Linked DNA regions of Homo sapiens: region 1 is linked to region 2. A link is an interaction called in ENCODE POLR2A ChIA-PET data of the cell type or tissue named here. Cell type or tissue: A673. All regions are shown on one strand.

What was found. ChIA-PET counts read pairs that join two places held together with the same protein. Peaks named below come from ENCODE experiments on the same cell type or tissue, not always from the same donor. Only the 100,000 strongest peaks of a DNase experiment are listed, where the experiment ranks them.
Region 1: POLR2A ChIA-PET joins it to region 2 with 5 read pairs; 4 of 35 experiments call an interaction of 5 or more read pairs at or near these places.

What each region holds. Positions count from the first base shown.
Region 1 is chr17:58,683,533-58,686,032 of GRCh38, reverse strand. The region is part of intron 1 of TEX14 (testis expressed 14, intercellular bridge forming factor); the gene reads left to right. The region is part of intron 1 of IGBP1C (IGBP1 family member C); the gene reads left to right. Among named protein-coding and RNA genes, the nearest start is that of IGBP1C, 7.3 kb to the left of the region's middle. In A673, no CTCF peak of the experiment used is centred here; no DNase peak of the experiment used is centred here.
Region 2 is chr17:59,092,718-59,095,217 of GRCh38, reverse strand. The region is part of intron 2 of TRIM37 (tripartite motif containing 37); the gene reads left to right. Among named protein-coding and RNA genes, the nearest start is that of TRIM37, 13 kb to the left of the region's middle. In A673, no CTCF peak of the experiment used is centred here; a DNase peak (open chromatin) is centred at 1,417; H3K27ac peaks cover 843 bases.

The DNA of each region.
Region 1 (2,500 bases), 410 kb after region 2:
ACTCCTTATTTTGATCTTTTTTTTTTTTTTTTTTTTGTGAGACAGAGTCTTGCCCTGTCGCCCAGGCTGGAGTGCGGTGGTGTGATCTCGGCTCACTGCAACCTCCACCTCCCATGTTCAGGCGATTGTCCTGCCTCAACCTCCTGAGTAGCTGGGATTACAGGTGCACACCACCACACCCAGCTAATTTTTGTATTTTTTTTAGTAGAGATGGTGTTTCACCATGTTGGCCAGGCTGATCTTGAACTCCTGACCTCAGGTGATCCACCCACCTCAGCCTCCCAAACTGCTGGGATTACAGGCATGAGGCACCGCACCTCGCCTTATTTTGCTCTTAGGATAAAGACCAAATTTCTTAATAAGGCTTAAAAAAAGCTTGCATGTTTTGGCCCCTGTTTTTCCTCTTTACCTTCTTCCTTTTCCTCTTTCCCATTTGCTTCCTATACTCCTGCTACTTTGGCCTTTTCTTAGTTCCTTGTGTGTGCTAGACCTCATCCCTCAACAGTGTTTGCATATGTCTATAATATTACCTCTCCCTCCTTCACCTAATTAACTACTATTTATCTGTCAAATCTGACATTCTTTTTTTTTTTTTTTGACACCGAGTCTTACTCTGCTGCCCAGGCTGGAGTGCGGTGGTGTGATCTCGGCTCACTGCAACCTCCACCTCCCACGTTCAAGCGATTGTCCTGCCTCAGCCTCCTGAGTAGCTGGGATTACAGGTGTGCACCACCACACTCAGCTAATTTTTGTATTTTTTTAGTAGAGACGGTGTTTCACCATGTTGGCCAGGCTGATCTTGAACTCCTGACCTCAGGTGATCCACCCACCTCGGCCTCCCAACGTGCTTCAAAACAGGTCCTTCAAAACTAGGCCAAATCTAATGTATTCAATTTTTGTATTCTGACTTTGGTAACATGTTTAGAAGGTCTATACAAAATTATAAATGGATTTTTCATTCGTATTATTTCTACATATGGTTTAGATCTACATTTGAATCTTTTTTAATTTTTAATTTTATTTTCTAACCATCCATTCCTTCAACATTTGACTATTTATATGATTTTTTGGGGGACTGAGTTTTGCTCTGTCACCTAGGCATGATTTCTGCTTGCTGCAACCTCTGTCTTGAGGGTTCAAGCAATTCTTATGCCACAGCCTCTTGAGTAGCTGAGATTACAGGTGTGAGACACCACGCCCAGCTAATTTTTGTATTTTTTAGTGGAGACAGGGTTTTGCCATATTGGCCAGGCTGATCTCGAACTCCTGACCTCAGGTGATCTGCCCACCTCTGCCTCCCTATTAATCTATATGAGTTTTTAAAAAATAAGTGGTAGGAGGAAGAAAGCTTTTTATTTATTTATTTATTTATTTATTTATTTATTTATTTATTTATTTATTTGAGACAGGGTCTCACTGTCGCCCAGGCTGGAGTGCAGTGGCACGATCTTCTCACTGCCACCACTGCCTCCCTGGTTCAAGTGATTCTCCTGCCTCAGCCTCCAGAGTAGCTGGGAACAGGCACGTGTCACCATGCCCGGCTAATATGGAAGCAATTTTTTTTTTTTTTGGGACGGAGTTTCGCTCTTGTTGCCCAGGCTGGAGTGCAATGGTGTGATCTCAGCTCACTCCAACCTCCGCCTCCCGTGTTCAAGCGATTCTCCTGTATCAGCCTCCCAGATAGCTGGGATTACAGGCACCCACCACCATGCCTCACTAATTTTTGTATTTTTAGTAGAGATGGGGTTTCATCATATTGGTCAGGCTGGTCTCATGCTCCTGACCTCAGGTGATCCACCCGCCAAGGCCTCCCAAAGTGCTGGGATTATAGGCTCACGTGAGTCACCATGCCGGGCGGAAGCATTTTTTTTTCTTTCCAGTTGTGACCTAATTTTCTGAGCAGTCTTTGAAATAATCAGTTCCTTCCCCTTCTATATGAAATGTTACCTTTATCGTATACTTTTATATATGTAGGTCCTATCGCTCTGTAGCCAGGCTGGAGTGCAGTGGCACCATCTCGGCTCACTGCAACCTCCGTCTCTCGGGTTCAAGCAGTTCTTCTGCCTCAGCCTCCCGAGTAGCTGGGATGACAGGGATGCACCACCACGCCCAGCTAATTTTTGTATTTTTAGTAGAGATGGGGTTTCATCATGTTGGCCAGGATAGTCTTGATATCTTGACCTTGTGATCCGCCCGCCTCAGCCTCCCAAAGTGCTGGGATTACAGGCGGGAACCACTCCACCTGACCAAGTCTCTCTTTTTTTTTTTTTGAGCTGGAGTCTTGCTCTGTCGCCCAGGCTGGAGTGCAGTGGCGCAGTCTCAGCTCACTGCAGACCCCGCCTTCCGGGTTCAAGCAATTCTCCTGCCTCAGCCTCCCGAGTAGCTGGGATTACGGGCGTGAGCCACTATGCCTGGCTAATTTTTGTATTTTTAGTAGAGACAGGTTTTCACCATGTTGACCAGGCTGGTCTTGAACTCCTGACCTCAGGTTATCCGCCTG
Region 2 (2,500 bases):
AAGAGACCGAGTCTTGCTCTGTCATCCAGGCTAGAGACAGTGGCATGATCATGGCTCACTGCAGCCCTGACCTCTGGACTCAGTTGATCCTCCCACCTCAGCCTCCTGAGGAGTAGCTGGGACTACAGGCGTGTCCACCATGCCCGGCTAATTTTTAAATTTATTGTAGAGATGGTATCTTGCTATGTGACCCAGGCTGATCTGGAGCTCCTGGCCTTAAGCAATCCTCCCACCTTGGCCTGCCAAAGTGCTGGGATTAAAGGTGTGAGCCACCACACCCGACTGGTCCATGACTTTTAACACTACCTCTAGACTTAAACTTCCCAACTTTATCTTTTCAGTCCTGGCCTTTTCTCTGCCTCCAGTATCTAACTACCTTCATTTGGACTTGTAGTATGCATCTGAAATATATCGTCTCTATAAGAGGTTTTTTTTTGTTTTGTTTTTGTTTTTGTTTTTGTTTTTCACCATGCCAAATCTGTTTCTTTTCCAGTCAGGAACCCAGTTTTTTATCCAAAAACCTAGCTCACCTTAATCTTCCTTTTTCCTCACATCCAGTAGTAATTGAACTATAAATGTTAGCAGCCAGTTTGTTTTTTTTTTAAGATTATCTTAGATACTTAGTATATATTGCTAACAGCTTCTCTCTAACCCTTAGAGCGGTTTTGCAGGGTAGATATGTTGATTCTCTTGTTGCATATGAGGAGACGAGCTCAGTCACTTGTCCAATGTCATGTGGTCCATAAGTGCCAGAGCTGGGAATCAGACACAGATCTGAATACTTTCTAAAGCTTGTGATTCTTCCAGTTTAATGAAGGAGAGAAAATAATTTTTAATTTTAATTTTATTTTATGTTTATGATTTTTTAATTGAATGAGGGGGAATGCTCTAAAGATATTTGTTTAATATTATGCATTAATATTGTACCACTGGTTCTTTGGTTTTGGTTTGAGAGAAACATTGCTTTTCTCAAAGTATTAACATTGTCATATTTATTTTGTAATTAAATTAGATTGTGGAGGCTGAGCAATTTCATGCCTGTATGCCTGTAATCCCAGCACTTTGGGAGGCCCAGGCGGGCAGATCACTTGAGGTCAGAGTTGGAGACTAGCCTGGCCAACGTGGGAAAACCCCATCTCTAATAAAAATACGAAAACCATCTGGGTGTGGCGTCGCATGCCTGTAATCCCAGCTGCTTGAGAGGCTGAGGCATGAGAATTGCTTGAACCCGGGAGGCAGAGGTTGCAGTGAGTTGAGATTGCACCACTGCACTCAAGCCTGGGGGAGGGAGTGAGACTCTGTCTCAAAAAATAAATAAATAAATTAGATTGTGGAATACAAGATAAAAATACCACAAATATTCAGAGAATGTAAAACTCACTATAGCCTGGGAAAGGCAGGAAATTTTATGGACATGATCCAGTGACATTTCTATGAGACGGGATATGGAGGGAGGGACCATATAAGCAAATGCACAGATATATCGACAGTGTTATATAGTGCAGCAGTAAGCCTGTTTTGACTGGGAGGGAGGGAGACATTTAAAATACGATCTGGTTACTCCCTATCATAGTCCCAGTCTTTATAAGTTTTATAGTCTAGCAGGGCAAAGGAGACCAACAAATAAGTCGTCGTAATAAAGTATCTGAAGGGGGAAGTGTAGGTTGCTGTGGTAGAGCATGGCAATTGTATCTAAAATAGTCTGCAGAGTGTCAGGGAAAGCTTTTTGGAGAAAGCAACTTATGAACTGAAATCTAAACAATGAGTAGGAGTAACCCAGATGAAGAAAGGTTTTGAAGAATATCTTAGGCAGAGAGAGGAAACATGTAAAGACATTACCTTGCTGGGTTATAGGGCCAGTTCTGGAGAGGAGTTCATGAGACCAGTTCTGGAGAGGAGCTGTGACTTTAACAGAAGAGTGGCATGGTCATGCCATTGTTTCAGGGGAAGAAACCTGACCCAAATTTCGTTTTTGCCTAGGGACCAAGGTAATAATAATGTTCAAGGTTATTAAGAATGGAGGAATCCTTTTCCATAGGCTTTTTATTTTATTTTTATTTTATTTTTTGAGACAGAATCATGCTCTGTTACACAGGCTGTAGTGCCGTGGCGCTGTCTCGGCTCCCTGCAGCCTCCACCTCCTGGGTTCAAGCAGTTCTCCTGCCTCAGCCTCCTGAGTAGCTGGGACTACATGCTCATGCCACCACACCTGGCTCAATTTGTATTTTTAGTAGAGACGGGATTTCACTATGTTGGCCAGGCTGGTCTCGAACTCCTGACCTCGTGATCCACCCGCCTCAGCCTCCCAAAGTGCTGGGATTACAGGCGTGCTCTGTATGCTTTTTCTTTCAGCTTTATTTTCTTTGCTCTGAAGTACCTTGCTTGCTATCATTTTAAGTCTTTTACTGTCCTTTAAGGTTTCCTTGGGAATTTTATTTCTAAGTTAATTATTTGGCATCAAGTTAAAGCTCATGTTCATTTTAAAAAGTAGAAAGAGATA